Regions from separate parts of the Mus musculus genome. Here region 2 is linked to region 1. A link is a contact called in ENCODE Hi-C or POLR2A ChIA-PET data. All regions are on one chromosome and are shown on one strand. The core of a region is the stretch at or near the end of the contact, and the rest is flanking DNA. Distances in the headings are between cores, read along the strand shown.

What was found. Hi-C counts contacts between places; a loop is a spot of excess contacts on that map. ChIA-PET counts read pairs that join two places held with the same protein, here RNA polymerase II (POLR2A).
Region 2: POLR2A ChIA-PET joins it to region 1 with 11 read pairs in Patski. The contact joins two enhancer-like sites. A Hi-C loop is called at or near these places in 1 of 37 maps with a recorded cell type or tissue (T-helper 17 cell). POLR2A ChIA-PET finds 5 or more read pairs at or near these places in 1 of 5 experiments (Patski).

Annotation. Positions count from the first base shown.
Region 1 is chr14:25,490,895-25,495,359 of GRCm38, forward strand. All of the region lies in intron 1 of Zmiz1 (zinc finger, MIZ-type containing 1), which reads left to right. Among named protein-coding and RNA genes, the nearest start is that of Zmiz1, 34 kb to the left of the region's middle. Within about 2 kb of position 2,826, at least 2 of the 3 ENCODE cell types and tissues checked have a DNase peak (open chromatin) inside an H3K27ac peak, as active enhancers do.
Region 2 is chr14:25,537,065-25,541,051 of GRCm38, forward strand. The region is part of intron 3 of Zmiz1 (zinc finger, MIZ-type containing 1); the gene reads left to right. Among named protein-coding and RNA genes, the nearest start is that of Mir3075, 4.6 kb to the left of the region's middle. Within about 2 kb of position 2,658, at least 2 of the 3 ENCODE cell types and tissues checked have a DNase peak (open chromatin) inside an H3K27ac peak, as active enhancers do.

The DNA.
Region 1 (4,465 bases), core at 1,576-4,075:
GGGCCTTGGCTAACTTGGAAGGCTTGGATTACCCGGCTTAGCCTCTCAATGCTCTGTGACTTTGAGTCAGTGAGACCATGTGTCTGAGCCTCCTTTTCTGTCAACAGTGTGATAACCCCTCAGATCCTGCCAACCTTGAGATGGTCTCACACTCCTACAACGATAGAGATGGCTGTGCTGGGTGACTCAGGACCAAGGGATCCTGTCTGTCCTCAGACCACTCTTCTTCTTAGCCCCGCATCAAGGACAGCTTCCAAAGGCCAAGAACTTACTTGCTGTTGCCGTCTTCTGACAGAGCAGGGCTGCCATGGGCTCCAGCCTGTGGTGGACCATGGATCACAGCACCATGTTCTTGAGTCTGCTCTCTTCTTTAACTTGTATTCATGGTGGCTGATGCTGATTTCGTTTACGGTAGTGCTGAATTTTTTTTTAGGAATGTACTTAACTTGCAAGTTGACTTCAAGTAGAACATTCTGAAAAGGTCCGATAGGAGAGGGGAGCAATAACAAAGGCAGGATTGCAGTTGGGATGCTGTTTGGGCTGCCTTTTCTCTGAGGGCTCACGGAGTTCTGTCTTGAAACTGTAACTAGGGAGAGCTACTGGAAGGACAGATTCCGGTGGCCTGTCACTGCCCCCAACAACACATGGAGAAATCCCAGGCGGAGGGCCCAGACAAAGGGAAGCTGCTGTGTTTCTACAGTGTTTGAGCTAAGAGTCTGGAAGGGTCCTACAGCACACCCATCTCCTCACACCCACAGTGTGTTTCCCATGAAGATCTCAAACTGGGTCCCAAGTTTGCACCTGCCAGCTGGTATCTCCCAGACCAGACCCAAGATTAGGCCTCATCTACACTGGCAGTGGTTTAGCCCAGTGGAGGGATGACTGTTGTTCCACAAACAGGGATGTGAAACACTTTGTGTTATGCCCTGTCTAGGAATGATAATTCTAAGGCCACACTGGAGTTCTGTGAGAGAAGAGGGATGAGTTAGTGATGCCTGCCATAGGTGTGGAATGAGAAAGGAGCTTGGGGACACGTTGCCATCATTAGTTATCCAGGATCTTGTAGCTGGATCCTATTGCCCACCCCCACCCCCCCACCCCTGCTGAACACTGAGATTAGCTAGCAAGTGATAGCACCTACAAGCGCCTATTAGGACTCGGCAGCTGCTCCTGGGGTATCCCTTGGGGTCAGCCCAGGATTAGATACAGTGTAGGTGACCAGGAAGTGTGTCAGCCAGTGTCTAAAAGGATCAGCACAGGAAGAGCTACAGAGGTGTGGCTGTGGGGAGCACTGGGGCAAAGGTCATCCAATCTTCATGTGCTTGAAGCGCCTCACCTCCATGTGCTTCTAGGGGGTTAAGTGTCCCAGATTTTCCAAGGCATCACTGGTCTCAGGTCCCCGAATAGTGTTCTTTAATGGCCTCACCAGCGTTAGTACTGTGGTTTGGGGACCCCAGCTGCTCTTTTGTCGTTTCCAGAGCCTTTAACTCCACCATTGCCTCCATGCCTGCACTTCACGCCTCCACCATTGCCTGCGATGGGCGAATAGGCTCCATTCAATTCACTTAAGAGCTGAAGAGATAGGGCCCGGGGTTGGCAAAGGACTTGTTTGTGATTACACAAAAGGTGAATGCAGAAACCTGGCCTGACCCCGTGGTACCCATCTCTGGACCCTTCAGCATCCATTCACACCGATGGCTCAAAAGATGGCGGTTCAGTTCCCACAAATGGTGTTTAACCTTAACTGACTCATTCCCTTCAAGTCTCAGTGGCCTGGAAAGTAAGACTTCTGCAACCAAACGGCCTAGTGTGCGCTCTGCCCACTTTCCCTCAGCTCCTTGATCCATCAGATAGGTTATCATCAGCATACTGGCTGTTGTGGGAGTTCCCAGATCATGGTGTGCATGCGTGTGGGCTGGGGCTTGGAAGCTCCAGTGCCATCCATTTTCCTATGGTGCAGAGTAGCAGGGCACTCAGCAGGCTCAGCTTATGGTCTGGCTACTGGGCGTGAGCACCGAGAGTGCATTCATGTTCGCAGCAAGGCCAGAAGGACTGAGCCCACAGGACAGAGGGGTGGTGGCTGTACCCATTGTCCCACAGTAGGGCGGGAGGTGTGGAGAAAGAGTCATACTGCTCAGGGAAGCAACTGGGAGCAGGGCTGGGCTGGGGGCCAGAGAGAAGGATGCCAGACAGGTGTGAAATGATGCTGCAGCCAGCATCTATCACAATACTGACCCAAGCTAGCACCCCACAGCATCTGAGGAGTCTTGGGATGAAACTCGGGGCTCTAGGCAGCAGGGCAAAGCTGAGAAGAGCTGATGTCTATCAATCTTCTCCCTGGGGGCAGACACAGAGTCCTTCCCTGAAGCTTGGCCTCGAGGACTGTCTGGTATTCACTGTCTGATGAACAGGTCCCCACCGTCTGTCTGTCTGCCTGCCTGTCTGCCTCCCTGGCTGTCTCTGCTCTCCTTGTCTGTCTGAGCAGCACAAACAGCTCCTCCCCAGTGTTCCATCACTACGCATCCACTCGAAGGCTGGTGGAGGCACCAGCAGCTCATTCAGAGACCTATTCATTCTGCCACCGGGGCACCGGGCCCGGTTTTAATCATATGTGCTCTACCACGAGCTACAGATGGCTGGATTATTAATAGTCATAATTAATCAGCATCCATGAGATCTTTTCCCCAGCAGCAGATCCTCAGCTTGAGCGGCCCCGGAGGCCCTGAGCCCATCCCCTCTTTACAGACGGGAAGTGATGTGGGCCAAGGGAGGGGACTCCCCCTGAGTGGAACTGACTGTGGGTCCTCGCTTAAATGCCGGGTCTGGTGACAACCCACGGTGCTCCTGTGGAGGAACTGACTGTCTGTCTCCCCTCCCCCACTCTCCCCTGCCCATAGGACACTAGTCACTGGTAGAAGCGGTCAGCACTAGCACCCGAGGCCGGTGCCCAAGCTGTGAATGCACTCCAAGGCTTGGCTGAACATGGAGGGGGGAAAGGTTAGAGCAAGGAGGGCATAGCAGCTGCCAGGGCAATGGTAGGTTCAGGTAGGGTGGCAGTCCTGGAGTGGGTGGTGCCAAATGCCAGCATCCTCCCTCTTCTCTGCCCATAGCTGCTGGCCCTTTGTCCTAAGTGCCAAGTCCAGCAGTGGAGATTTAAACAGCTGCGGCAAGTGGCTTCGTGATTTATGGGGTTGCTGTGAGCTGTGCCATCGACTCAACCCAGCAGCAGTGAGGGTTCCTTGCCCAGTCCTGGACATGGCTGCCTGCCACCTGCTCTCTTTGCTCGTCTCCCTGTCCTGGCCACCTCCGGGACTGCCGTGCATGAGTGTGTACACATGTGTCCTGACCCGTGTCTGGGAGCATGTGCTGTGTGCACCAGATATCCTTGCTCTTGATTTGAGTGGAAATAAACAGTGTGCCATACAGGTGTGCCTGCCAGCACTCGGGGCAGCAGGGGTCCTGTGGGATGGATGTCTGCTTGTCAGTCTGTATGTGTGCAACCTGTGTTTAACAGGTATGACCGGCAGGGATATGATGGGGAATGTCTATATACACACACAAGTGCATACAGACACTGACTTACCTTGTACTCTCTACCTTATCAAGTCCCTATATATGCAAACATGGAGTATAAAAGGAGGATGTGTATGTATACACGTGTGTGTACACACACAAATATTCAGTTTATTCCAGGTATCTGGCCTGACGTTAGGTTTGTGAATAAGGAACCCTGCTGGTGGTAGGGAGATAGCTTCATTTGTCTTTGGAGCCCTTTACCTACCTTTTTTCCCAACTGCTCCTCCCCCTCTCCCAGAGCATCCCAGTCTCCCATTTCTCCCCTACCATGTCTATCAACTGTGAACCAGGCCATAGGAAAAACGCTGTGTCACAGAACCCACTTCCAAAGCAGGCAGATGAGGGCACTAACCCAGGTCCTGTCAGGAGCACATGACTCTCCATCCTGTGTTTTCTTGTTTGCTAATGGCTTTAAGGGCAGCCATTTTCGGTTAGGTTCAGATGGAGCTTGCTGTCTAGATCACTGGGTAAGTCAGGCTCCTTCCCAGTCAGGATTTGGGTCCCCATCTGTCACATGGTGATAAGGACCTTCACTAGCTGCCTTGGAGAGCTCTTCACTGTGTTCTCTTTCTCGAATATTGATAATTTGCTCAGACTGATCTCGGACTTGAAATCCTCCCACCACAGTCTCCTGGGTGTCAGAGTTACAGTCCTGAACCAGCATGCCCAACTTCACAGGGCCACTTTGATGAACAAACCAGATGGACAAAGGACTCTGTGAAGAAGGTGGGGTGATGGACGAGATGGTACTCACAGCACTTGTCAAAGCTCTAAGCTTGGGCGCCCAGGAGTGTGGGGGCATTAGAGACTGATGGAGGCCTGGGCCCACCTTCCCAAACAACTACTTTGACTGGACATCAGACAATCACTTCCTTTTTAGCTCCATCCA
Region 2 (3,987 bases), core at 1,408-3,907, 46 kb after region 1:
CACAGGGACACTATGCACACAATGGTGACCCTGAACACCGGAGGAACATGGGTATCCCCAAAAGTGACCTGAATGGCCAAGAGGCATGCTCAGTGCCACGGTGACCACTGCTAGCTTCAGAGTGTGACTCTGGCACTTGTCCACAGGAACCTTGAGCTCTCTACCTCAGTTTACATGTCTGTCAAATGGGAGTGGCATGACGAGGGATGTGCACAGGGACCCCCCCCCCATCCCCACATGCCCCACCATGCTCTTCCTTTGAGGACCTGCCAGTACCAGGATGGGTACAAACAAGCCACCTGGCATGATGGGGATATTATAGGCCCATCCCTTGGGGAGCTTGTCAGAGTGATGGGGACTAAGCCTCAGAATAGAGCCTCCAGCCAGGACACCAGTGTGTCTCATCCCAGGATGGCATTTCAGAGTTGATCACACTTGGCATACACCAAAGATACCTGTGTAATCTCTATTTACTCTTTGGTTCTCTGGCTCTCAACCCAGAGGGTGCAGAAGTCTTACACAGATGCTTGCTGGCCCAGAGCCCTTTGTCTCATGGCATCATGTCCCTGGGCTACTCTGGGAGAGTAGAGATCCCTGCCCAGCTGGCTGGAGCTTTTCTGTGAAGTACGGTGTTCCAGGGGTCCCAGAGTGGGGCTGGTAGGTACCAGGACAAATGGAGACCTGGACTTTGGCACCCTTTCTGCTGCAGGAACCCCAGATCTCTGCTACCCAGCTATATGACTGTAGGTCGTCGGCCAAACCCCTACAGCAAGAGTGAGTGTCCTTATCCCAAAATGAGCATAAACATCGCCATCATGGCAGACAGGCTGGCCAGAATGCTTGGAAGCCTCTAGTGGGGCTAAACTTTTGCTCTTCTGTTACCTTGGCTGTGCACTTACAATACACCACCCCCCATTCCCCATCCCCATCCCCCAAGTCCCTGGAGGAGGTTTGTATAATGCCTTATTTTCCAGGGGCTCTGCAGTTTAAAAACCCCATTGAGCTGTAAGTGGTGGAGTGGGGATTTGAACTGACATCTATAGGAATTAAGCAACATGTGATGTCAGAGGACAGAGACCAGAGAGGGTTTATATAGATACAGAGAAAGCAACCTCCACCTCTGCTTCTTCAGCTTCCCCATACTGCTCTCTGGAGCCAGAGGCTTTGCCCCACTCCCCACCAGGCTGCACATGCCCCTCTATAATAGGGCCAGCCACCCTGCTCCCCTCTTCAGAGGGGCCTACCAGCAGTCCAGTCCAGCTAGAAGAGTCCACATGGACTGCCAGGTAACCTTTTTGATTCTCCTTCACGGTGGGTTCTCTTTTCGGATGTTTTTCAAGGTAATTCATTCCCTTTCCAGAAATTGCCAGTGGCAGAGCATTAGGCAGCTGGTAATTAATCATGGGAATGGCTTCAAGTTTATTCTTTAAAAAAAAAAAAAAAATGGAGGTGGGCAGAAAGCCTTGGTGGAAAAAGAAAAGAAACCCTTTCCAAGGTAGGGCTGGTAATCGATACCTTTGTGTCCTAGAAACAGTGGGTGGGGGTGGGGGCAGGAGCTGTGGTCAGCACCTGCAACAGGGAGAAGTCTCATTCTTGGCCATCATCCAGGTGACTCTGGGAAGTCACTGCCTCCCTCTGAACTCAGACTTGCCACTGTAAAGTAGGTTAAGGGTAGATGCAGATGAGACAAGTGTTTCGTGGCTGTGTCCCAATGCCTGGCACACAGGGGCTGCCCTGGAGATATTTTACTGAGTGACTAGACCATCTTGGTTGCTAGTGAGCTGACAGCAGTGAAGGATGTGGTGCAGGCTATAGTTCTTTTGCACTATGGAGTGACAGCCAGGTGATGTGTTGCTTCAGTCACTTTCTAAGTGGCAGGACAGTTTGACTCAGTGCACTTTGGGCAGGAGGGCCAGAGCCCCTGGGCATCTTCAGCTTCAGCCTTCTAGGAGTCAGAGCTATCAAGAGTGCACGTAATTGCTGGTCATGGTGGCACACGCCTTTAATTCCAGCATTTCTGAGTTCGAGGCCAGCCTGGTCTACAGAGTGAGTTCCAGGACAGCCAAGGCTACACAGAGAAATCCTGTCTCGAAAAAACAAACAAACAAACAAAAAGAGTGCACGTAAGCTGGAGTTGCACTTGGGTTTGGGCCATGGCCTGGGGTCCTGGAATGTCCCTGAGTCTAAGCAGGGGCATGATGCTCTCCACAGTGGACCTCTGGGGAGGGCCACAGGAAGATGAGCCTGGCAGGATGCAATGCCACAGTAGCTGATGCCTGGACTGGCCCTGTGGCCTTGGTACAGAACCAAACAGAGTGGGAGAGGGTCCTGAGGCTGAGCTGGTGTGGCCAGTCTGGGTCTTGATGGTACCTCTGCCTCTTAGGGGCAGGGTCTCACACATAGGCACCATCTGCTGGTCAGATTTTCCATCTCTGCCCCACCTTTCCCAAGGACTGCATTATCTCCATCCTTCTCCTTGGTTCTCCTTTGCCCAGATACCACTCATGACTCTCTCCTTCTTAGTATGGCCACTCTCCCTACTCTGTCCAGACTGGCCAGCCAAGCCCAGTCTCCCCTTACCCCTATCCTCCTTCATCATCAGAGCCGCTCTTTCCTTGGCACGTGCCCAACAGTTCCTCTGCTCTGTCTTCTAATCCAGTCTCAGCAGAGCCGATACCTCCTGGGTTCCTGAACAGGACACCCTTGGCCTGGCTTACTGGGCTCTGTTTCTCCCTTGAAGCAGGTACCCGAGGAAGCTGGTATGCAGACCCAGGAAGGCGGTGCTGCTGGCCATAGCGCAGGGTACAGCATTGGTCCACAGGCTGACATTGCCATTCACAGATGCTAGGAGGCAGCGTTGCTTAGGTGACTGGAAGTAGGACTACACTATCTTCTCTCTCACTTGGTCCTGCTATGCTGGCCACTTGGAATGGAGGAGGACCTCCTAGCCCATAGATGAAGACGAGGGACCCGCCCCCACCATCAGGGTCTTTGGAAACCTGGCGTTTTCCTGCAGTGTTATTGAAATCTTTGCTATAATTAGAAGTGAGGTGTGCAGGAACTGGCTGCCTGATGGGAGTGAATGTGTGCTCATGAATAAGTAAATTGTCCTCTCCTGAGGGGAAGCTGGAGGTGAGCTACCAGAGAACTACAGACCTAGGAATATCAGTGACCTGGTCACCCCCGGGAGAGTCTCTGGCTGGTATCTTCCTGGAAGTGCCGACTGTGTACCTGGCATAGTTAGCCTGGCATGGTAGCTGCTGCCCTCTGGCCACCACCTCCTTTCCTAGCCACATCACAGGCCAGCCTCTGCCAGTGCCCTGGGCTGGAGCTCCCCTGGCCCTCCCTGTGCCTTTCCACACTGCACCTTGCCCTGTGGTCTTTATCCAGCAGTGCCCTTTCCTGATTCTGCCTCCTGGCCTCTTTGAGGCCTGCTTCAATCCATGCTTCCTGTATGAAGCGAGGCCAGACGTCTGTGTCCTGAGTGCCCTGAGTGCTTGTTCCCTCCTCTGAAGTCTAGGCCCTTCCTCTCCTGTGCTCTCACCACACCCTCTGGGAACCACCCCCGTTTCACACTGATTGTGTATCGAAATGATAATCTGTCAGGTCCACAGAGCATTTACATTTACATTTGTGTTTCATATTGAATCTTCGAAATCTTCCGTGTGCTTGCTTGGTGCACACAGATCTCCGTGTTCTGCCACCGGTGTGGCTCTTGAGGAGACGGCAGCCAGTGGAGGCTTGGAGGGTCTGGTGTCCTCATTTTGCAGTTAGGGGTAAGAACTAAGGCCTTGTTGGGGGAGGGAGGAGCTGGCAGAGCCTGGGCCTGAAAATGGATGAAGTCACCAGAATTATGGCAGAAATGCTTAGAGTAGAAATTCACTATATCTAGAAGGAGACCCTATGTGGATTCTCTCCCATCTCCCACAGTGAGCTCAGGTAACCCCGGGATCCAGAGCCCCAAACAACGATTACAAGCGTGAGTAC